Regions from separate parts of the Mus musculus genome. Here regions 1 and 3 are each linked to region 2. A link is a loop called in an ENCODE intact Hi-C map of the cell type or tissue named here. Cell type or tissue: left cerebral cortex. All regions are shown on one strand. Region 1 holds the start of Mir7117 (microRNA 7117). Region 2 overlaps Ank (progressive ankylosis). Region 3 overlaps Ank (progressive ankylosis).

Evidence for each region. Peaks named below come from ENCODE experiments on the same cell type or tissue, not always from the same donor. Only the 100,000 strongest peaks of a DNase experiment are listed, where the experiment ranks them.
Region 1: it touches region 2 in a loop (2.0-fold over the local background); 5 of 42 quality-filtered maps call a loop at or near these places.
Region 3: a loop joins it to region 2, with 2.0 times the contacts of the local background. A loop is called at or near these places in 2 of 42 quality-filtered maps.

Annotation. Positions count from the first base shown.
Region 1 is chr15:27,566,678-27,574,677 of GRCm38, forward strand. It overlaps Ank (progressive ankylosis), which reads left to right. Exons shown (of 12, transcript NM_020332.4): 7 at 838-930; 8 at 4,882-4,977. It overlaps Mir7117 (microRNA 7117), which reads left to right and starts at 4,817; the gene lies at 4,817-4,881. In left cerebral cortex, no CTCF peak of the experiment used is centred here; DNase peaks (open chromatin) are centred at 3,884, 4,037 and 4,745; H3K27ac peaks cover 2,376 bases.
Region 2 is chr15:27,482,381-27,490,380 of GRCm38, forward strand. All of the region lies in intron 1 of Ank (progressive ankylosis), which reads left to right. Among named protein-coding and RNA genes, the nearest start is that of Ank, 20 kb to the left of the region's middle. In left cerebral cortex, a CTCF peak has its summit at 4,899; DNase peaks (open chromatin) are centred at 3,465 and 5,821; H3K27ac peaks cover 2,724 bases.
Region 3 is chr15:27,531,931-27,539,930 of GRCm38, forward strand. The region is part of intron 1 of Ank (progressive ankylosis); the gene reads left to right. Among named protein-coding and RNA genes, the nearest start is that of Gm29901, 14 kb to the left of the region's middle. In left cerebral cortex, CTCF peaks have their summits at 3,859 (motif pointing right) and 4,401; DNase peaks (open chromatin) are centred at 3,928, 4,460, 5,066, 6,073 and 1 more place; H3K4me3 peaks cover 282 bases; H3K27ac peaks cover 6,397 bases.

The DNA of each region.
Region 1 (8,000 bases), 84 kb after region 2:
AGCTGTAGATGCCAGACATTGATTTTTTTTTTCTCCTTTTCATTCATGCAGGAGAAGAAAACCCTTTGCATGGAAACCTGTTAGTGGCCTTTCCTATATGAAATATATATTGATTTCACTGAGTAAAAATGTTGAGTTGGACCTGTAGGACCAAGCAGCCTTAAATGTGTTGCGTTGGAGGGACAGTGGCACGGAGTCACTGACAAGCACGTGTGCCGTGCTGAGGGGCAGCATGGAGGTGGAGAAGCGGAGCTGCCCTACGACTGTGCTCCTGGTGTTGTTTGGGGACCCATATAGGGCTTGAGGGGAGAGCTCATTGTGGACCCGAGTCCGCATCAACAGCTTCCATCTGTAATCCCAACGCAGGATCCTCTAGCAAGTCAGCTAGCTCGATGAGCCAAGTGAACCGGAGGCCCTCCCTTAGTACGTAAGGTGGAGAGCAACTGAGGAAGATAGCCAGTGTCAGCCTGGCCTGCACCACACACATGCAACACATGTACCCACACATATGTGAACACACACATGCGTACTGCACACGCATGCAGAACACTATGTAAGATTGTGAGTGACTTGGGAGCTGGATGGAAAGAGCCAAGGTTCTAGGGTCTGAGAAGGCTGGATCGAAACCTTGGCTTTTTCAGCAGGGGATCTGGCCTGTTCTTCGTCAGAGTAGTGTGAGGCATCATCTCCCCGGTATCCTTTCCACTCTGTGTCGGACCGTCGAGTGACTAGTGGATACATGGACTGATGTACCTCTAGGCTTGTCACGTGCCCTGGCAGATCCTGGAGGACTTCCTGCTGGTGCCCACACTTACGCTGTCTGTTTTTTCCTTACAGGCAGTGGCCATTCTGACAGCCACCTACCCCGTGGGTCATATGCCATATGGCTGGTTGACAGAAATCCGGGCTGTCTACCCTGCTTTTGACAAGGTGAGACCTCTATGGCACGGTGTCAGAAACACTCGTCATAATGCTGCCGCTTGATGGACAGGGGTCTCCAAGGGCGCTTTCCTCGGAGAAGGAGGAAAGTGGGCTTTCTCTTGTCGCGCATTCTGTAATGCTTTTCCAAATCGGGCTTCCTCTGGTCACATTGGTCCTCTTAGTGGGCATTTTCAAGAGGGAAAGTAAGCAACCCCTGAATGAAGCTTGTTGGACTTTGTTCCTGTGGCTTATTATTGTCTAGTCTGTGTCATACCTTGTGGGTGCTGTTCTAGATGGCCAAAGTTGTGGATGTGTGAGGCAGGGGCTTGACCTCCTATGAGGTCACATGCCTGTCTTTCTGTAGCAGGGAGATGTGCACAGTGTCTGGGTAGCAGGACTTGTCTCCTGCTTGGGCGTCCTCTTAAGGTATATTTATTTATGTATATGTATGTGCTGTGTGCATCTATGTGCACCAGATATATACAGGTGCCCTCAGAGGCCAGAGGCCATCAGACCCCTTGGAGTTGGAGTCACAACTTCAACTTTCTTCTCTCCAGCTTCGTACCTCCACTCTCCAGTTTAGCCAGAACCCTCAGTGGCCAGCATCTCCACCCTCTTGTGACTGATGGTCCCTCTGAGGAAGGCATCATCTGATGTCATCTTTGGCTTGGTGGGGACTGTCCGGCTTGTCATTTAATACATGTCTACTTAATTACACCTCTCTTATTGAAACAAATAGCTAGCAAGGCATACTATTTATATATAATGGTATATAATGTTCTAAAAGAAAAAGGTGGAAGAGGAGCAACCAGCTTGACACTTGTAGCGAGCTCTGCCCTGATTTTTCCTAGCAGTCGCTCAGAGCCGTTGCTACTTATGTTTTCTCTTATCCCCTAGTGACTATGGGGAGAAAGGCCTCCAGCCATGCTCTCCAGCAGCTCAAAATGGGCAGCTGGGCTCTGCTACTTAACTCTCACTGCACCTGCTCCCTCTCCTCTGTTGCGTGTAGTTGTAAGCTCTGCCCTCCTTTACTCTGGGAGGTGATGGTGCTACCAGCCTCCACCCGGCTTCCCTTGAATAATCAGACAAAAGACACATACGCATACAGGTTGTTATTTTTCAACTTGCCCTATGACACAATTGCTAGGTGTTACTATCTCCTACCTGGAAAAGTGTGCCCTTAATAATGTTTTTATCTCTGCTCCTGCCACCTGCCCTAGACTTCAGTAGCTAGTCCCACCTAGCCCCTGCCAAACATCCTTGACTACCCAACTATAGCAGTGGCCACAGGCCCCAGCTCCTCCTGAGTCCTAACATGATCACTGTGTTCTCCTCCCTCCAGAGCATGGCAGACATCTCTTGCACCTGCCTTTTTCTCTGGTCCTGCCTGTACTTTCTGCCCAGCAATCGGCCCCCAGCTTTCTTTACTGACAACTCAAAAACCAATTGGGGAACAGGTTAGCATCAGCACCGCCCCCTACAATCCTCCCCTAGCCCTCACTCCAACTTTTTGTGGGCACAAACAACCCATGAAGTCATGCAAACTAGGCCAGGCTCACAACACCCACTTTGGAATGCTCACAATGCCTTCTTCGGATAGGCCTCCTTTTCAAAGGCCAGACTTGTAGAGCACAGCTTCCTAGAGAGGTACCCAACTGCTTCCATCCCAACATCACACTCTATGTCCCAGGTATTCCCCAAGTGTAGACAAAGACCACTGTCAGCCAGCCCACCCCCAACCTGAACATGCACACTCAGTGCACAAGCACATGCATGCAAGCGGGCACACAGCATTCTTTCACACTGCCCAGGCTCCTCCTATTCTTCCTTTCCCTTTCCCCTTCCTCTCTTGGGTACACACACTCATCATAAAGTCTGGCTCTCCTCTCACCTGCAGGGCCTCCAGGTGTCCTAACATGAGATGGGCTAGTGATCTTACGCAGGACTGTGCTGCTGAGGCCTTCCCTCAGCAGTCTGTTGGTTCCCACCCACCACCAGTTATACACATCTGGATGCAGCACACGCATGGAGAGCTCTTCTCCTGGGGAGTGTTTTTGGTTGATTCACACAGACCCCTGAGACTATGAGGGTCCGAGTTGCTTTCAGAGGTAGACCTTGTGTTAGGGAGTTAATGCAATCTATAGATAGGATTGCCGCTTTCATTTCAAGGAACACATGTGTAGTGAGTCCTAGAAAACCAACTCGGCCGGCCATCTTTGCTAAATTTCTGTTCTCCCTTTAGTAGGTAAGATTATTTAATGCAACTTACAGACAAGAGAGCAGGCACTGAAATGGTGAGCTGTTGGCTGGGGCCGTCCCATCTGAAGTTGGTTTTGGCTACCTTATAATAATAAAACTTAACAATACCACCCTGTATGTCTTTAGCAAGAACACCCAATACAAACATTGTCTTACCCTTAATCACAGGTTACAAGCTATGATTTTTTTTTTTCTTAATGAGCCTACCTCTGGCCAGAAACTGGAGTTACTCAGGATCCTTTTAAAACCTCACCCATTGTTGCGACACATTCCAGTGAGCAGTCACAAGCCATGATTGGGAAGGCCATCTGGCTTCCAGTACCTCAGACCTCTCTGTGTGGCCTCAACGTTCCCTGTCTTGACTACTGTAGTTTTCAACCTCTTTGTGGGCTCCAGAGGAAGAGATTTAAAATGTTTCACATGCCTTGTAGTGGTTCTGGCTAAATATGAACCATGTGTTCATGTGTGCAACATCTCTATTTTTTTTCTTTTTTTTTTTTTTTTTTTTTTTTTTTTTGCTGTTGCCTCTCAAAGAGCTCATCAGGCAAGTAAAATGAAACTCTAGTCAGGTACTGCTGTGTCAGCTCACTTCAGCTACATCTGCAGAGACGTGGATGTGTTGTTCTCATATGCATGAAGAGTTCTCACACCAGCCGGCACATGGGCTGTGAGTTATGTCATGTGTTAGAGTGAGGTTGCCTCACCACCAACACCATCAGCCCTTCCCCTCATTCAACTGCTGTGGAGCCAGGTGTCATGGATAGCTTCCATTCCTTGGCTCTGGAGCTAACTTGATCTATGATGAGGCAGGGTGCTTCTCTGATTTTCTCCGCGTAAAGCTCCTCTTAGTTAGAGCCTGGTTGGCAGCAGGTTTCCCCTCTCACTATGATTCTTGGTGTCATGTGAGAGGATACATGAATCACCTGCTTACAGGCTTTTCTTACAGCTCAGTGTAGCCAACACCCCTTGATATTCTGTTCTGCATAAGAAAGACTCTGCAAAGCATCTCTGGGCTAGAGAGTGGGCCAGACATGCGGTATTTAATCGCAGAGGTCCATGGACATAGGCAGCTCCTGCACCATCAGTAGGGAGACCAAGAAGCTATCTAAGTCAGAGGTTAGAGAGACTTTCAAAAGCAGATTGGCTGGGAAGGGGATGTGCACCCAGAAGAGGTGTATTCTGAAAACCTGAAAATCCAACGGGGGGGTGGGGGGGAGACAAAGGCCTGGATGTGGGAGCCTGTTTGGGGTGCAGGTGGGAATAATGCTCTGGGGTACAGAGCAGCCTGTACGAGCTCAAGGTGAGTTTTATTCCTTTGGGAAAGAGAGAGGATCCCCAGAGGTCAGTGAGCCATGGCATTTAAGGAGACACCAACTCTGGTAGCCAGGCACAGGGTCTGCTGGAGCCAAAAAGGGGACACATGAGTCAGGAAACAGCCTTCAGAGCCAAGGCCCTTCAGGGTGAGGTGGCAGCCTGGTGCCAAGGGCAGAGGACTGAAAGAGCCCAGAGTCCCCTCTGGTTAATGTTTCTGGGCAGGAGCCCGACAGCCGCTTCAGAGACCCAGCGTGACAGCCATCTTCCGAGCCGTCACTTGAAATCAGTACTCAAGGCACGTCAAATAAAACAAGGTGTTCTTTGTGATCTGGGGGCTCAGCTGAGGATAAGCCCGCCTTGTCACCGCTGTCCTTCTCTTTCCCCCAGAATAACCCCAGCAATAAACTGGCGAACACAAGCAACACGGTCACCTCAGCCCACATCAAGAAGTTCACCTTTGTCTGCATGGCGCTGTCGCTGACGGTAAGCAGAGAGTGGGGATGGGGAAGAGCCCCTGCTCTCTCTGTCTCGGGGTGAGTGGGTGTGCTCACAAAGAGGGAGAGTGTGGTCTTACAGGAAAGAATCCTGTATCCCACAGTGTGATACCTGGCTGTCTTAATTCATGACTGTCGTTCAAGACCATGGACTCTAGGAATGGAAGTATTTACATTGCTTATCAGGCCCACAGACATGATCAACGGGGACAGCTTAAATTTGAATAATATTTGTTTGTATAAATATCCCCTTCTTGGACCCCTTTCTGTTTTATTGACTGAGTCAGGGTCTCTCATTTATCCTGGGTCCTGATGATTCAGCTACTGTAGCTAACCAGCCTGCCCTATGGGATCGCTCCATCTCCCAAGTGCTGGGACTCCAGACCTTCTGTCAGACCATGCCACCCGGCAGGCATTGCATGTCTCTAGGACTTGAACCTAGAGCACTGCACATGCTAGGCAAACTTTCTCTGGGAGCTGTACCTCCAGCTGGTGCTATTCTCTTGCTATAGAATCTCCAATTCATCTTTAAAACTTCAAGTCAGCTCTGCCGATGCCATTGCCCCCATCCATAATTGAATTAGTATATTTTCTCTAGAAATGGCTTTCCTAATTACATTGTACTGATACAGCTGACTTACTTGGCCATATTATGAGGGCCTCTCCTGAGCCCCATCAAGTCTGTATAAGTACAGAGGACACAGCTGTGTCTGAGAGTGGACAACAGGGAGCTGTTGGTGTCTGGATATACATGCTCTTCCTCTTCTTCCTCCTCTCCCTCTCCTTCTTCCTCCCCCCCTCCTGCTCTTCCTCCTCCTCTTCTTAGCAGAGTCTAACTATGTAGCACAAACCGGCCTGGAACTCACTGTGTAGACCAGGCTAACCTAGACTTCACAGAGATTTGCCTGCCTCTGCCTCCCAGGAGTCTGGATGTACATTCTTAAGGAAACAACACATCCTAGCTTTACCAAGCCCCCACGTGGAAAGACAATTTTCAGAAAGCGTGAGGGAAGGTGTACATGCTGTAGAAGTCAAAGGACATACTGTACAATCTAAGACTGACAGTCTAACCGCTTACTACTGGCGAAAGGCAAGGAACAACAAGCCAACTCACACAGCAGCTGTGCCGTGAGATTGTTAAGGGATCAAGGAATCTTTTGAACTTAGCTCAGTTTTCCTTTGTTGCTTTGGCTATACTACTCCTGAAGTCCTGTACAACTTAACATCCATTTATACTGTATACTGTATACTGTACACTGACTGCCTGAATGCGTTCTGCAGTCATCGTGAACAGCCCACACAGAGGACCAAGGGCTGAGGCATCTTCCTGGGAACAGGTAGACAGTGACTGCCCCGTTCACCATAGCCCTCAGAACTGTTCCGCTTGACTGTCCTTGAGAAGCAGGCCCTGAGTGTGCTTCAAACCTCCAGGGGCCACTCACAACCTATAGCTTACAGTCTGGTCCAACATCTGAATCGTGTTTGACAACACAAGACATATAATCACAGAAAGCCTTTGGAACCACTTAGTCACAACATCAGACCCTGAAGCCCCATCACCACCAACACTACCTGTCAGCCACCTGTCCCTGTGAAGTGGGGTGACACACACTGAACCCAAGTCTCCTAGCTTGGAAGAAAGTTCTGACTACATCTGTAGTTGGAGTTGACCAGTGACCCCAGGTGACCTGTTCTCCTGTTGGCCATTTTTTTCTTTCTTCCTATGGTGTGCCAGTTTTTCCATAGTTCCCTAAAATGTTAGCAAAACATTGAACAACTTTGAAACTACTCAAAAGGGTATTTTTAGGAAAAAAACCAGAGAAGTTTCTGTTCCAGGAACAGACCTCAGCTTTTGGAGACTGTTAAATGACTTGGAGTCAAAAGATGACTTGAAGCCAGATTTTGGGACTGAGCCTAATCTGCTCAGAGCCAACAGTTCGGGGCTCGAAGGCTCAACCTACCTTCTCTTATGTGGACATACCTTCTCATAGCTGGGCTTGAGTGATGGAGGACACCCCACGCCCCTGAGAGGAGAAGAGCCTTCCTCACTATGATTCATGGCCAATAATTTGAACCTCTGTAAACTTGATCTTTAGCAAGTTTAAAATAATGACAGGATCTGGAGAAATACTTATAACTCTCTCCCAGGCAGATGTTGATTTCTTATGTTTAATCCCAGATCTCTCGGTGTGAGACCACCTTAGACATAAGGATGCAGAAGCCCTTATTGGAAGGAGATTTGGAGATGAGGATTTAAAAGATTTTAATTTTCAGAAAAAGAAACAAGTTAGAATAAGTGACTCTACCCAAGCACAGAGTTTTTTTTACATTATAAGTGACAGTATTTGAATTTGTGGCTCGGTTCAGTCTGTTGATCCAACATCTTGGCTGGAGGAGTTGACGCTAAATTTTCTATGTAAAAATTTATGTAGAAAATGTAAAATTAGGTTGTTCTAAACCGAACCTTTAACTGTCAGGGTGTGTGTGTGTGTGCCTTGTAATATCACATGACACATTAATTCTTCCACATCTACTGGTCGTCTGACTCTCTTGCCATTCACAAGCAAATCTACATAACCTAGAGCTACATTACCCATCCATGATAACCTACGAATCAGCCAATCAGCTGCCACCTCTCACTATGGGGCCTGCTCTGTGTGAGGAAGTGAATTCAGGAGGAGAGTGAGGCAGGGAAACAGCGTTTGCTGCTGTAACATGTTAGCATCCTGCTGTTCATGCTTCCGATCATGCCTCATAGGAGAACAGTCTAGTCTGCAGACCACCTGATCAGTGAGATAAAAGAAAGGTTTGGAATCTTTGGTGGGTCTCAAAGGCCCAGTCCAAAAGAGTAGATTGCCAGATAATTAATCCCCTAAGAACAAGGAGGGAATAGACTGGGATTAGCAACTTGACTGGATCCCCACAAGCTGCTATCTAAAGAAAAGAGGACAAAAATTCACAAGAACTGTATCAAGGGGATGTTTGCTTGTGAGGATGCTGTACAGTAGCCAT
Region 2 (8,000 bases):
GATCATAGTGGCCGAGGAGGCTGGAGGAGAAGCCACTCTAGTATCAGATAGACTTGACCATGGCTCTGCCTTGGACAGGGTGGCTGATTGGGCTACTAAACTTAAAGAGAGCTAAATGAGGGAGGATAAAGAGTTCCGTTCTAGGGCTGGAGAGATGGCTCAGTGGTTAAGAGCCACTGGCTGCTCTTCCAGAGGTCCTGAGTTCAATTCCCAGCAACCACCTGGTAGCTCACAACCATCTGTAATGGGATCCGATGCCCTCTTCTGGTGTGTCTGAAGACAGTGTACCCACATGCATGAAATAAATAAATCTTTAAAAAAGAGTTCTGTTCTAGGGCTGGTGACAGCTCCATGTGTAGTCACTTGCTACCAACCAGATGACCTAAGTTTGATCCCTGGAACCCCAAGGTGCAAGGAGAGAATTAACTGTAGAAAGTTATGCTCTGACACACACACTCACACACACTCACACCCACACACACTCACACTCATACACATACACACATACTCACACATGCAATTAAATAAGACTTGTGAAAGGGTTTTAGCTATTATTAATTAATTAATTAATTAGATCTTGAAAATATTTTAATTGACAAAAGAAATACAAATTATGAATGAATGATAGATGCTATAAAAACATACTTAGTATCTGGATCCTGATAGCTCTCTCTCTCCCTCTCCTTCTCCACCCCCCCACCCCCCACCCCACCCACCCCCCAAGCACTCAAGCACTCCACTACATTCTTCATAAATGTAAATGGGATCTTTTAGAGTTCTTTTTCCCCCTAAGTGCAAGTGCTATGAATATTCATTTATTCCTTTAAAATGTACAAGTACTTTACCTGGGTGTGCTCAGTTTCCAGCCATTTGCCTTAATGAACTAATGATATGGAAGATATGTAACTGTTTGTGACTCTTAGGCGTTGGGCTGCATTAGGACTTCAGAGCCTGGTGACAGCAGAGAGATCCCATCTGGAATTAAATCAGTGTAGCTACTTATCTGCCCTTCTGCAGTCTAGATGCTTGTGTAAACAGCTGTAGGTGGGCCAGCCTCCGCAGCTACCCTTTCATATCTATTTGTTTGCATTATTTGTGCCTTACAGTCTGGTTGCAATCATAAAAGTCATACAGAACACATCCCACCATCCCCCCACCCCCGCCCTCCCTGCTTCTTTCTTTTCCTTTTGAAATGGAGTCTCATTGTGTAGCTGTGGCTGGCCTGGAACTCACAGAGCTCCATCTGAGATTAAAGGTGTCTGCCACCATGCCTAGTTGTGTGATGTGGTTTCTAAGCCAGTCTGCCATGGTTGTATGTTCTCATTGTTAAAGCTCAGGTGGGCACAGTAACACATGCTTATGACTGATCCCAGCAGTAAGGAGGCTGACACGCAAGGATCAAACATGATCGGCCAAGCCTAGGATAGACAGTGAGACCCTGTCACAAAAATAAAACGTGCAGTGGGCAGCAATAGAAAAGCCATGCTGTCAAAGGGGTCGCCGTAGAAGCAAGTGGTATAACAGAAGAATTAAAAAAAGTTTGCCTTGTTCTTCTGAACTTGAACAACTAGTTTGATTATCATATGAGGAGGGTGATGGAGTCTGGGGAGCCAGTTGGTGCCAGGGCTCATAGAGATAGAATTAATTTAAAATCAAAATGTCCTCTTGATGCTTGGGACTCACAGTTGTGACAGTAATCATTGCAAAACCTCATATATGTATGACATGTACCCACTTCACCTCTTATTGAAGGGGATGGGAGGCAGCCTTCTAGGGGACTGGTCTACAAAGACCTGGAAGCCAAGAGGATTCTGGGAAGTGGACCTGTGTGTGTGTGTGTGTGTGTGTGTGTGTGTGTGTGTGTGTGTGTGTATGTGTGTGTGTGTGTGTGTGTGTGTGTGTGTGTGTGTGTGTGTGAGAGAGAGAGAGAGAGAGAGAGAGAGAGAGCCTGGTATCCTGGGTGAGCTATGGCCTCTGTACAATGCTTTAGAATAGCCCCCCGGGACACCATGCGTGGGTTGCTGGGATAGAGGGTGAGTGGGGCAAAAGGAAGAGAATGTGCCCTTTGCTGGGGTAGGGCATTGCTTACAACTCACTGCCTAGAATGCTCTGCCAGTTTTTGGACCAGCATATTTTCTGCTGCAGGGGGGTCACAATGAAGGACATTCAAGGTTTTATTTTGTTTTTTAAATTAGATTTATATATTTTATTTTATGTGAGAATATATTATGTATACCATGTGTGTGCTTTATGCCTACGGAGGTCAGAAGGGGGCATCCAATCCTCTGGAACTGGAGTTAATGGATGGCCGTAAGTCACCAGTGGATGCTGAGACAGAAGCCAGGTCCCCTCAAGTGTAATGAGCGCCCTTCTGCTAAGCCATCTCTCTAGCCCCCCATTCAAGATGTTTTAACACTGAAAATAAATCTCATTTCTTAGAGACCTGCTTGTTCTTATGACCCCTGTCAGTAGCTACCTGGACATTAATGGTCTCGTTTCCTGCTTTGGGACCTAGCCCTGTCCTACACATCCGCAGATTTCTAGTTAGTCCTCAGGGGCACTCGGGGTCTATTCTCATTATGTCATGGCTGTGTTTTTGCTGAGAGTAAATTTAAAATCACCTGTTTGTAACCTTTGGCTTAAGCTTCCCTGACCCTTTCCTTGGAAAGTAATGCAGAAGGCATCATTTATGACAAGGTTCATTAGGTACTAGGAAGCTGGACAAAAGAAAATATTTTTTTAACTAGAACATACACATTAATAAGAGGAATTCTCTAATATATAATATTATAATACATAAAATATATAGTATAATAATATAATGTATAATATATATGTAAAATCAATCATGTTGTCTGCAGTGAAAACACCTATATGTTGAGAATTGCTGGAAAAGATCCTTCTACCTCCACCCCGCAAGTGCTGGGACTGCAGGTGTGTGCCACCACTCCTAGGGCATTGTTTCAGTTTGTGACAATGTGTGCATTGTACTTCCTTGCTGGGCCCACACTTCTCCTGTGTCGACCACTTGCAGTTTGCAAAGTATGTTCTCGACGGCCTGCCTAGGAGTCGAGTTGTGCTTGCAGATGTCTGCAGAGCATGAACCCGACTGAATCCCCCTCTCCTTCACCCTGCATGGTGCTCCCAGCAGGGGTCCTCTAGGACTGGGGAGGAACCTTGATCCATGGGTAGCCTGCCATGCAAGCCTCCCCATGCTCTTGGTGCCTAACCCTCCTCCCTTCCCTTTTTCTGGATCACATATGATCAGACACGAAGGAGGTGAGGGCGCTCCTGGTCACCAGTAAGGCATGAGCTACCCCAAGAGCATCACTGCAGGCTCTGCCCCTCCCTTATCGGTCCCCAAACATTCCTAACACGTGGCTGTGGCTTGTGCCTAATCTCTCTCTCGGCCCCTTCTCCGTTCTCTCCTAGGCTAACATGGGCACAGTTCCCTCTGATACACAGCATATGTACCACTTTCTTAAAATGTAATCGTAGTGTGAAAAAAAAAAAAACCAACCCTGTGATGCGGGCTCTCTGGACTTTAGTTGCCAGTTCCTTCTGGCACACAGCACAGTCCCCGGCCTTTCAGCACCTTCTCATAAGTCAAGTCTGTTTAAAGGGTTTTTTTTTTCTTTCCTGCCAAGCATTCATTAGTTTCAGATTGAGTTACCCCGGTTGCCTCTGGGATGAATCCCTTTCCTCTCCTTAGCATTCAGCTCCAGGGGAGGCAGAGGAGTCCCACTGATCCCACCCCACCCTTCTGAGACGTGCTGCAGTGCCTCTGTCTTACATGGACTGCCATGCACTGTTCCTCCTCCCCTCCTCCGTCTTCCCATGATCCCCTAGGGCAGGGCTGCTGTGTGACATCAGCACACCCCTTGTCCATAGGGGTCTTCTCCTACAGACTCTGCATGCAGTAGGAACTTCAGATGGGCTTGCGTAAGTCAAAGAGTGAAGGAAAATCATGGAAGTGTCTGGCGCTGATTTATAGTTCAGACACACCCATCTCTGTCACACAGAGCCTGTTCTTCTCTATGAATGGAGGGTCAGTGAACCAACTTTCTTAGATGTTTCCCCAAACAAACGCATGGACACACCCTGGTAACCCTGGTGTGTGCATTAAGCTCAGGGTGTACACTAGGAAAGGTGAGGATACTTTGAGGTATAAGCAAAATAATACCAGCACGGAGGGATGGCTGGGACTTGTTTGTCGGTCTCACATCTGCTTCTAATGTCTGCTGAAACCGGCTGCTTTGTGCAGCCATTCTGCAACGTGCACACAGCACACAGGGTCTAACTGTGTAGCCTCAGTTGGCCTTAAGCTTGCCTCAGCCTTCTGAGATTGCCGATCACCAGTGTGGACACCATACTCGGTTTGAAAACAATTTTATTATTGTGTTCAGAGGAGAAGGTTTTTCTAGTGAGATAAAGCCTGTTCTTTAAGAGGCAGTTTCTCTTGAGGGAACAGAGTCAGCAGGCACAGGTTTCAGTCCCAGAGGGTCCATCGCAGGGAAGCCAGGTAGGAGGTGGTAAAGGATATAGAGAAGGCTTACAATCAGGAGCCCTTCTTGGAGCTTCCCTCTCCCATAGCTAGGAAGTGCCTTAATAAATAGCAGTCGCTTTTTGTGCAGGCAGTGTGAACAGTGGTCGTTTGGGGACAATCTGTGTGTGGGGGTGACACTGGAGGGACATAATCCTTTTGGTGTGAGGATTCTATTTTCTCACCATTACACAAAGAGAAAGAGCGTGGTCAGAAATAGAACCAGAGTGCCCTCCTCCCCGCCCCCTCCCCCCAGCTTTCTACGAGGCAACGAAAGAGAAATGTATCTGGGGCTCACCTGTGTGGTGAGGATCCGATCCCACAGAACAGAAATCTGATATGCTAGGCTGCCACCAGGGCGCAGGTGCATGTCTGGTGGGGGTGGGGTGCAGAAATAAGTGTGGTGTGTTTAAATATACAGATCTGTTTTGTAAACGAAAGCTCCCCTCCCTCCCTCCCTCATTAGTGCTTTAAGAGCAAATGTTTCCTTACGGAGATTATTAAGCCATTGGTTACACAACCTTGGCAGCATTTTGGTGGTTTTCTTTTGAGGTCGCCATCAGCCCCAAACTAAAATATTTACACACTGGTTGAAATAGGCTAGATAATGTTAAACAAGGAATGCGGTGTAAAACCGAGACCTTAGAAAGTGAAGTGTGGATTTGCCCTGAAGGTGATAGTGAGACTTCTAAACTGATCCTGTAACCTTCTGGGAGATGGGACAGTGGGTCAGCCTTACAGTGGTTCTCAATTCCACACAGTTGCATATCTTCGTGGTTTCCCAGAGTGAGGAATAATCTTATGTATGTGCTGCTGTTTTTCCTGGGAGTAGACAACACAGTGGCATGAAAACACCTTTCTCTCTCCTTCTCCTGTTTGATGGTGTCAGGGTTTGTGCTCTGGCCTTCTGGAGAGAGGCGGGGGGTGGGGGGAGGTCAATGTAACCAGCCATCTTTTAACAGACTGGAAGTCATTTGTAACTCGGTCTTCTTCAGAATACATTCAGTCCATGCTTGGTAACTATTACAGCTTATTGAAGAAGAAAAAAAAAAGGTGCAATAGCGATGAAGATTTCCTCCTTTCTAGAATGCAGTGATAAGCCTAAAAATTGAATAAGAACCCTCACTGGGTTTTCTACTGTCAATTTCCTAGAGTCTCGTAGTGCGTGAACGGTGGTTGTCTGCAAGCATATGTTTGTTCCATATTGAGTAGGAGAAAAATCTCTTTATCCTAAGATTGTCAGGGAGGCTGGCTCCAGAGCAAGCAGACTCTTCCAGCCCCACCGTGCTTTGGAAGCCTGGGCATCGGCAGCTTGTGACTCCCCGCCACGCCCACAGCAGTTGTTAGGATCTGAAGGCACGGACCTGCTCTGAGCCAGATCACAGGAGGACCCTGGAAGCCTTCCGTGCCTGCCTTTGTCTGATCTTTCTTCGCCTTGTGGTTCTGTGAGCAAGCTCCCTGCCTTTAGGTAGGTGGCAGGTCCCTAAGGGCCCAAGGGTAGTCACTTTCTTCAGCAGCCCTGCATCAGCTGCACATCACTGGCCTCCTCTACAAAGGAGTCTTTGTTAGAACCAGCCAGGGCCTTCTCTTTCCTTATCTTCCCCACGATTTTGTTACTATCTACCTATTCATTCATTTGGTGGCTTACTTCCCTTCCTCAGTGTGATGGGAGCTCTGCATTGAGTGGGTAACTGGCTTCCTCCCTCTCCTGGCAAATTGCACAGTGCTGAGGAAAAGGGGCTGATCATAAGACAGCCTGTAAGACGATGGCCAGAGCCAACGGCTTTCCCTTCATGCTTAGCAGTTCTTCTCATTAGGTGTCAGGAGTGTGTGTCTGCGTGTGCATGTGCATGTGTGTGCACGCGTGCATACCCGCTCTTGTGCACTTTGTGTTAGTACTTGGTTGGTGTTGAATGATACGTTTTTGGTAGAAATGACCCCAAACAGTATCAGTTGACTACCTAAGTCTTTCTGTTTACTCTTGAGCTACCATCCCTTTACCCACACAGGAAACAATAGCAAGGCTGCAGATACTACCCAGCAGTGAAATGCATAGGCCCTAGGCTCATTCTCCAGCAAAGAAGAAAGGGAGGGAGGGAGAGAGCGAGGGAGGGAGGGTGGAAGAAGAGAAGAAGGGAGAAATCCTTTTATAAGTGATGGGATAAAAGTCACATACAACTGACTATTAGGCAAGCTCCCAGGTCCGTGTGTCTCGGCCTGTTCTCCACAGGTTGTGCTCCCCACGTGTGCCTGAGGAGTGGGCTCTAGATGTTCCTGCGTCCCTTCCGTTCTATATAGAGAGTGATAGGAAATTCACACACACTTAGAAATACTGTCTGACACACTTGACTCATAGGAGTGATTGTGTGTGTGTGTGTCTTTTGTTTTTGAGACATCTTATATAGCCCTGGATAACTCCACTCTTCCCCATTCTGCAATCCCAAGTTGTGGAATCACAGGAGAAAACCAACAGGCCCAGCTGGGAGTAGTATTCCTAGACATTTGTGTGACAGACTTTAAACTTTTAAAATAACTATCTTCCTTCTGGTTCTCTTTGCACTGCCTTCTCTTCACAGTCTTTCTTAGTGTTTACAGTGAGCCAGACAGCCAGGTTCTGTGGCACAGGTCTTTAATCCCAGCACCCAGGAGGCAGAGACAGTAGATCGCTGAGTTCGAGAACAGCACGGTGCACTTAGTGACTTCTAGGGCACATAAAGCTAAGTACAGAGACCCTTCTTTCAAACACATCAAACCAGACTGTGGCCAGCAATGGCAACTTCGCCCCTCAGTACAGTGGAGTTTCAGGTACAAGGAGATGGAAGAAGCCTTAGCCCCATTTCCTCATCTCAGCTAAAGTCTTCCACATCTGCTAATTAAATGAAGGTCTAGATCAACACCCGCTTTCTTTATTGGCTGCCCTCCATTCTCCTTTCCCTCCTCGCCCACTTAAGTAAACAGGAGTAGAACTGCGTGAAGAAGTTACCAATACAATAGATGGGTGAGAATTTCCTCCTCCTGGGGGGAGTAGTTTTAAGGAGAAAATAGTTCCAAACACTATGGCTCCCGTCTTCCCTGGAAGATGTTTCCAGAAACACAGCTGTCTGAGGCGAAGGCAGAGAGCTTGACCCACCTTACAAAGGCGTTAGGAAGTGAAGTGGTACAGCTTTCAGACTCAAACATGAAAAAATCCCTGAAGTCGTCCAAGGCATGTGTGAACCAGCAAGGTCCTCTGCCACATGAAACAAATGGCAGAGAGGACACATCTGTAAGCCACCACCTGTGTCTAGATGCGATTGGAAATGGAGGCGATCGGAGGTTGCCTTGGAGCTCTCCGGATTCTCAGGATCCCTGAGCTGTATTCAAGACAGATGGCTGCTTCTCCAGTGATCCAGGCTGCGGCCTGTGGAGCTGCAATGGATCTGGAAAGTGCAGTCGTCTTCCTGGATAAGAAAGACTC
Region 3 (8,000 bases), 50 kb after region 2:
ATCAAGGAGAGAGCATGGCATCGACCAGGCAGGCATAGTGCAGGAGGAGCTGAGAGTTCTACATCTTCATCTGAAGGCTGCTGGCAGAAGACTGACTTCCAGACAGTGACACACCTACTCCAACAAGGTTACACCTCTAATAGTGCCATTCTCTGGACCAAACCATCATGAGTAAACTTAAAATAATTTTGCCCTTCTAAAGCAGCCAGTATTCACAGCTAGTCCTATGTCACTCTCTAATTCTTTCTCCCTGCTCGTATGCTTAGCTTTGCTTACTTCTGCTTACACTTGCTACTGGCTCAATATATTGAGCATTTCCCCCTCCTACTTTGTGTCTCTTGTTCCCTATGTGGAGATACCATATCCTTTAGCATTTCTCTCCCAGTGGGTGGTCATATTGTTGTCATCTGTCTGCAGTCCCATACTGTTGTGATAAACATGCCTATGAGATGCCGTTCTGCCACAGGACTAAGGATTGCAACCCATTTCTGAAGAGGGATTACTGGACCAAGCAGTGAATACACTTCTAATTTTATTGTTTTCTGTGTTTGCTCTGTTTTTATTTTTTTGATACTGTGTCTCACTCTGTAGACCAAGCTAAGTCAAAATCCCAATCCTCCTGCCTCAGGCTCCTGTGCCACCGTGCCAAGCTTGACTTTGAGCCTTCTTCCATGTTCCTTTTTCCTTACAGGTACAGCAGTTCACACGCCTGCCAACACGGTGTGAAATGTCCCCTTATGCCTTATCTTGGTACTTATCTAGTACTAGATGTAATCAGCCGTTTTCAGTTTTTAATCTGATATTGATGGCTGTTTTCATTTCCCCAACTCCCATTGAAGTGTGGCATCTTTTTCCTGGTCAGGCCCCAGGGACATCTGTTGTGGAGTTTTTTCTTCTCTGCAGTTGGCTGTCAACCGTGTCAGGCTCCTTTCTGGACTGCCTTGTGTGTTTCTAGTCTTTTCTCCTATGTGAGATTAAAAATCTTTTGGCTTAGATCCAAGTAAAAACCCAAATTGCTAGATTCTAACTCCAACTCCGTGGGACTTAGAGATAAATCCAGCGAGATCTTTCTTGGGTTTTCTGTTGTTCTCACTGAGAAACCGTTTGGCTGTTTGTTTACTTAGATTTTATTGTTTGTCTTTGAAGATCCGAATGCTGTGATTTGCCTTTCATTCAGGAATACTTGTTTTAGGGGCTGGAAAGATGGCCCAGGGGGTAGAGGTGCCTGACAGGTCTCCCAGACTGACAACCCAAGTTTAGTCCTGGTCCCCATATGAAGTCGAGAATGACTTCCTCATTTATCTTCTGAGCTCTGCACATGCTCAGTGACACAGGCATACACGTGCTCACTTAAAGTCAGTAAGTCAATCAATGGAAAATAAAATTAAAGGGTACCTGTTTGAAGTATTCTCAAGAATTTTCTAGGAATTTTTACAAGAATTTTTGTAAGAATTTTACAAGAATTTTTTTTTAAGAATTGAAGTATTCTCAAGAACCATCTCATGAGAGAGATTTTACGAATCTGATATAGTTTTAATGAGCTCATTAGTCTAATAGAACAGGAACATGTGTCGATCAGACACAGAGAAAGAATATACACTTTTTCGCTTTTTCTTGGCAGATTCCTTTTAAATAATAAATACACAGAAAGAAGTCTCATTGCAGAAGCTTGAGAGCTTTATTCTCTAGTATACAGTTATATTATTATTGTCCTAAGTGGTACTCTAAAGAAATCTCTATCTTCTCTGGGAAGGTTTAACACTTCTGCATGTAAGTTCTTTTTTCTTTGGGGCCCAGTCTGAGCAGCAATGTCGCAGGACCCATAAAGACAGAAATAGCCCCATTGGGCAGAGGGAGGCCTTGAGCTGAACTTTGCTGTTCTTTGCCTTCAGCTGCCAGAGAAAAATGGATTGACAGTAAGGAAACCCCGAGCCCACCAACTGTGGAAGGTTGAGCAGGGTATGAACCTCTGCAGGGCACCGGCCATAACCCACAGACCACCCTGAAGCCGGGCGATGCCAGGCCACTGTCCTACTATCCCTGGGGACATCACAATCTCCCTCTGTTTGGAGTCAGTGAGGCCTTGAGTGGGGTTGTGCTAACTTCCGTGGATGCCTTCCTCAGGGACCAATGACCCCTGTTGTTTAAAGGAGCCAGTGCCAATGTTCAGGTCTTTACCTGAAGAGCTCCCTGAGAGCTTCAGCCCAGGAGAGCCACTGAGCCCAGTCTTCAGAACAGTCACCGGACTGGGGCTTTGTCACCAGATACTGTGACCCCCTGTCCCTTCCTGACTCAAAAAATAAAGTGGAGGGAGATTGAAAGGTGTACCTGATATTGACCTGAGTCCTCCACATACATGAACACACGTGCACAGAACACCTTCCCCCAACACAGAGGCAGAATAGAAAACGGTAACAACTCCATAAACAGTCTTCTGAGGTAGACGTTAACCTTGGGATCTGAGTGATAGAATTATCAGGAAAAAAAGACCTTAGAACGGGGTCCCCCACAGCAGGGTCCCCCACAGGCTGGTTGTTCAGGTGCTTTCATTGATATCATTTGTCACTGGGTTTCCGAGGGGCCAAGTGCAATTTGGTAGTCACTTAATGTAAAAACATTCGCAGAAATCACGGAAGGCAATAGACTTCCTAAGTCAGGAGCTAGAACAGCAGGGAAGGGAGATTCTGAGTAGCTCAGATGTCCCCAAGGCTAAGGTGGCAGAGTAATCAGGAAAAATCTGGCTAGCAGGGACAGAGCAAGTGTGGAGAGTTCACAGAAGCACTCCTCCCAGCCCACAGTTAGCTTTCTGTTTCTCTCTCTCTCTCTCTCTCTCTCTCTCTGTGTATGTGTGTGTGTGTGTGTGTGTGTGTGTGTGTGTGTGTGTGTATGTTTACGTGTACCTGTACACGTGCATATGGAGGCCATAGGTTGTCAAAACCTGTCTCAATCTCTCTCCACCTTATTTTTAATAGCATATCTTTTGCTTATTCTTCAACAATATCACACATATAAACATACATATCTTGTCCACCCCCAACTCTCCACTCACACTCTTCTGGGTCACCACCTCCAAGAGAGATATCCCTTTTTCCCTTGAACATAGCCTCTTCTTTTTCTTTTAGTTTATGTATATGAGTGAGTGTTTTGTATGTGTTGTGTTTCTGGGGCCTGTGAAGATCAGAAGAAACCTTGTACCCCTCAAGTGGGTGCTGGAAATTGAACGTGGGTCCTTTGGAAGAGCAACCAGCGCTCTTAACCACTGAGCCATCTATTTACCCAGACCTGCTCCTTCCCTAGGTTTTGTTGTTGTTGTAGCTGTTTGCTTGTGTTTTGTTTTGTTGGGGGGGGGGGGGGGACACCGGGTCCACATACTGCTGCCTGCTAGAATGCTTGGCTTGGTCTCATGGGTCTCATGGAGTCCTGTGCAGGAAAGCCGAGCTCCCTTGAGCTCATGAGTGCAGTGGCCACGTCGAATCAGAGGACAGCATTTCACAGCTCTCCTCCCCATCCTCCACCTCTTCCGTTCTTCCTGTCCTCTATTCCACAGTGAGCCTTGGGGCGGGGCCATATAGATGCTCCATTTAGGGTTGAATAGTCAATACTCTGTTATTCTCAACCCTTTGAGGACCAGTTAAGAATCTCTGTGTCAGTTGCTGTCGGAAGCTTCTGTGACAATGACTGCGGACAGCACTAATGTGTACAAATACTTAGCGCTTGGATGACATAGTCGCAGTAGGTTCTCCTTAGGACCTTTGACCTCCCATGCCAAAGACCTTTGGGCAAAGTTTCAATACCAAGCATGACCCCTACCCCACAAGCAGGCCTCCAGATCCTATCTAAAAATCTTTGCTTATCCCTGTAATTTTTATGATACTGGAGCACCAGAGGGCTCCACACAAGAGCTTTATTTCAAGGAATCCAGACTTGCCAACAGACTAGCAAGCCCCAAGGATCCTCCTGTGTCTTCCTCCGCAGCCTGAAATTAGAGGCATGCGTCCCAAGAGCAGACTTTGCTTAGATGTTAGGGCTCTAAAGTCGGTCTTCATGGTGGCATGGCATGAACTTTCCCAACCGAACAATGACCCCACCCCTCCTATTGTTTAGGTCTGGCATGAATGAATAGCATCTTGACATATTAACCAGGAATTATTATTTGAGGACTATGTGTCTGAGTAATGTAAAAAGCTACAAGGAAATAAGATGTTTCGATAAAAATGTCACATCATGGTAAAAAATGAGATTTTTTTTTTTTTAAGAGCACTGGAAACCTTGAGCGTTTTATAAAAGGACACTAGAATTTTCTGATTTTTTTTTTTTTTAAGATAAGCTGGAGGATGGCCCTAGGCTGCTCTTGATCTTTCTGTCTTCCACCTGCCAGGTGCAGGGATTGTAGGCATGCAAGCAGCGAGCGCTAGAGTCATCTTAGTAATATACTCCTTCTTTGTCAAGCTTTCCCCGGTTAAATTTGGCTGAGCCGATGATGCTCATATCTAAATAAAGGATCGGGAGAGCTGACAAGAGTTTTGCGACACTAAAATATGTCCCTTCATGATTAAATCTGTTTTCAAATTAGGAGGGTCATTTTAAAAAATGCTTTTTATTACCTCAAACCTATGAAGATACAGATGGGAACACACTGAATTAGGTCTCACTTCACTATACCTGATCTGGTGGTTGGCATCTGTCTGTCTGTCTATCCATCTATCCATCTATCTATCATCTATCTATCTATCCATCTATCTATCATCTATCTATCTTGAAACAGGGTCTCACTGTGTAGCTCTAGCTGGCCTGGAACTTGCCACATAGACCAGGGACTTAAAAGGATCTGGCAGCTTTTGCCCCTCAAATTGGTTCTTTGTTTTTTATAAGCTCTTCTCTATGGATCACAAATGGCAGTGACATCAGGGTCACCTTTTGTCTGGACCAGGTCATCTCGGGGGTTTTCAGGAAGCACTAAATATGGACCTACAGAGCAGAGCCCTGTTTGACTGCTGAAGAGACCAGGCTCATTTGCCTGCTGTTCCCTTCAAACCACAGCCTCGTGTGTGGGTGTCAAGCTCTTGGCTGGAGCTCCAGCTAGACAGAGCTGTATAGATCCTTGAAAAAATAAAGTGGAGCTGGAAAACTACTGGGAAGATAAATGATCCAATTTAACTCCAACCACTTTTTAAAATACAGACGAACAGAACAATAACAGTGGAAAAGTACAGGATCCAGAAACCCGGACTCGTGGGGAGAACTGCCCTCCCCAGTGGCTGGCCATCCCAGTCACCCCACAGGTGGCTGTGCCTAGCTATGCTGGTCCTGATACAGATATCACCTTCCTGAAGATGTCAAATTCCGGAAAGATTTTTAAACTACACTTTAGCTATTTCATGGTGTGATGGGGGTAACAGACACCCTGCAGCTTTAGAGAGAGAAATCATCTATTATCAAAGGGCTTAGAAAACAGCCTGGACCATCTCCACACAAAACAGACGACTGTCTAGCCTGTAAGCCCTACGACTTCCTCTAAACCCAAGATGAGACATATGACATTTTTTCTTACTAAAAAGATAAAAAATAAAAGCGGGACTTTCAGCAATGAATATCAGACCTCAACTGGAAACCTTGCAGAACCTGAAAAGTCATTTCTGAATGAACAGTGAGATGAGTTTTCTGATAAGGCCCTGGACTTCAGGGCAGTCGGAGCCCTGAGCTCTAGGCACTTACTGAATTGCATAGCCATCCTCTTGAATACCCTGTTCCCTCCCCATCCCTATCGTCAGAACTTGGAGAGCCACAATGGCTCACTCACCTTCTATTTTTGTGGGTGTGTTTGCTGTTCTAGGGGTTGAACCGAGGTCTCCTGGATACTAGGTGAGCACTCTACCTCTGAGCCAGACTACCAACCCAGCAACTCAGCTTTTAGCTGGCTCTCACATTGGCTCTAGGTCTTATCCTCTAAGCTTGATTTTCTTCTTAAGTAAATTCCTCAACATGATTTGACTCTGTCAGGGAATAGTTTGCCCTGTTTTCCAGACACTTCTAAAGCAAGTGAAAGGGGGGAGGGGTAGGAAAAAACTGGTATCTGAGCCTTACACTTACAAGGCTAATCATGTGGCTCAGTGCTGCATTCTATTTGTGTCCCTGTGACTACAGCTGAGAGCCAGCTGGGTGCCCAGTCCTGTGGGGTCAGAGTGTGATGGAGCAGAAATATCAGGGGACACCCTGTCTGTCCACTCGGAAAATATCAGAACCACAAGGACAGGGCTGTCTACCTGCCATCACTTGCCATATTTTAAATCCATAAAAATCTACCACGAATTGTTCTTGGTTTTTTCTTTGTAGCCTATAAAACCAAGCCCACAGCTAGGATTCTACCCATTAATGGTCATGTAGGAGCTCATATATAGATAGATCATTCATCTTTGTTCCTATGTTACACTCAGACATTCGTGGTATTAAGTAAATATGAGAATCGATGGCAAATAAGCCAAGTCAGACTGTGCTTCAAGGTGAGCCCAGTGCACATCGTATGTGCAGCCGGGGGGTGAGGGTGGGCTGGGGTGGGGGACCTGGGCTGTGTACAGATGGTGGCAGAACAGGAAGGAGAGAAGCAGAGAGAAGAGGGTGGCTAGTCAAGAGGTTTCTTTCTGAGATATGCCCACATAAACCTTGATAGGAAGAAGCCAGGTCAAACAGGAAAAGGAAACTGTGGATATGAACAAGGCCCCACAGTAGTTTAGAGGATATCTAAGCCAAGCCCTAGATAGATATCCCTTGACCTACCAGTTGAGACTAGCCTTTATGTTGTAACTGCAGTGAGGCGGTGAGGAAAGGCCGGGGACACGGGTGTTTTGTTTAGTTCTCTGGTGTCAGGGAACAAGCAATCAGAAATTTAGTCTCACCCGATGGCCTCATTACAGAAGAACTGGAGGCCGGGTCCTTCTAAACTGAATGAGGGCTACCATAAGCGGGATCAGAAATGGCTGAGCTGCTCAGCCCCATGGAGGCTGAGACCGCCCTAGCAGCTGGCTGTGATATGGATATGGATATGGATATGGATATGGATATGGATATGGATATGGGCTCCAGCAGTTCTCCAAGTCGAGGTTTGCAGACGCAGCGTGAGAGTAGAGTGGATAGCTAAGCATTGCGTCCCGGAGATATCTGCAGACGACTTCTCTGTGTTGATGGAGGTGGCTCGTAAGAACGGCCTGCACTGTCACGGTGTGGGATGACAGCAGGCTTGAGGGAACGGGTGACTTATCCTGAAGGATTGCTGTCTGCAGCTTACCAGACTTGTCTGATCTCCCAGATCCCAAGTTAAACATTTTGGGAGTTTAGGATTTCCTGTCCTAGACAGTTCATCCGGGAGAGGTCAGCTCAGACCTGTGAGATTTCATAGGTATTTCCCTGGGGGGTGGGAGGGAGGGTAGTAGTTTCTACTTTTTAATAAATGTTCTGTGGTCTGGCGAACTTGGTGTATCAAAAAACAAAACAGCACATAGGCAGCCATGAGTCTGGAGAGTGCTAGGGTAGGGGACACAATAGGATAGGGTAGGTACCCGAAGGCCGTCAGTGTTTCTGGGAAGCTGCTATGTAAGTCACACTCTGCACTGCTGCTGGGGCCTGAAGTCTGAGGAAAGACCAGTGCTGTTCCTTGTGGGACTAGGTCTGAACTGTGAGCAAGGGGCAGTGTCACCTTTACATGTACTGGGGAGCTGTTAGGTCTGGCCACAGTCTACACTCAAGTGCCGTTGCTTTGGGAAACTATAAAGGTTTAAGAACCAGCCTTGAACTCACAGGTGAACCTAATTCTGACATCATGAAGGCCTCGTTCATCCCGATGACTCCTGGGTACTTTTTTTTTTTGAGCTGAATTTTAAGGCCACGGCTAGTTCTCTTCCCTAGCCACTGCAGCCTCTTCTGGACTTGGGTTAAGATATCGCTGCTGGGTTTCGAGCAGCATTGCCAGAACCCTCTGACCTACTCAGTTAGCTCTGCAGTGCAGC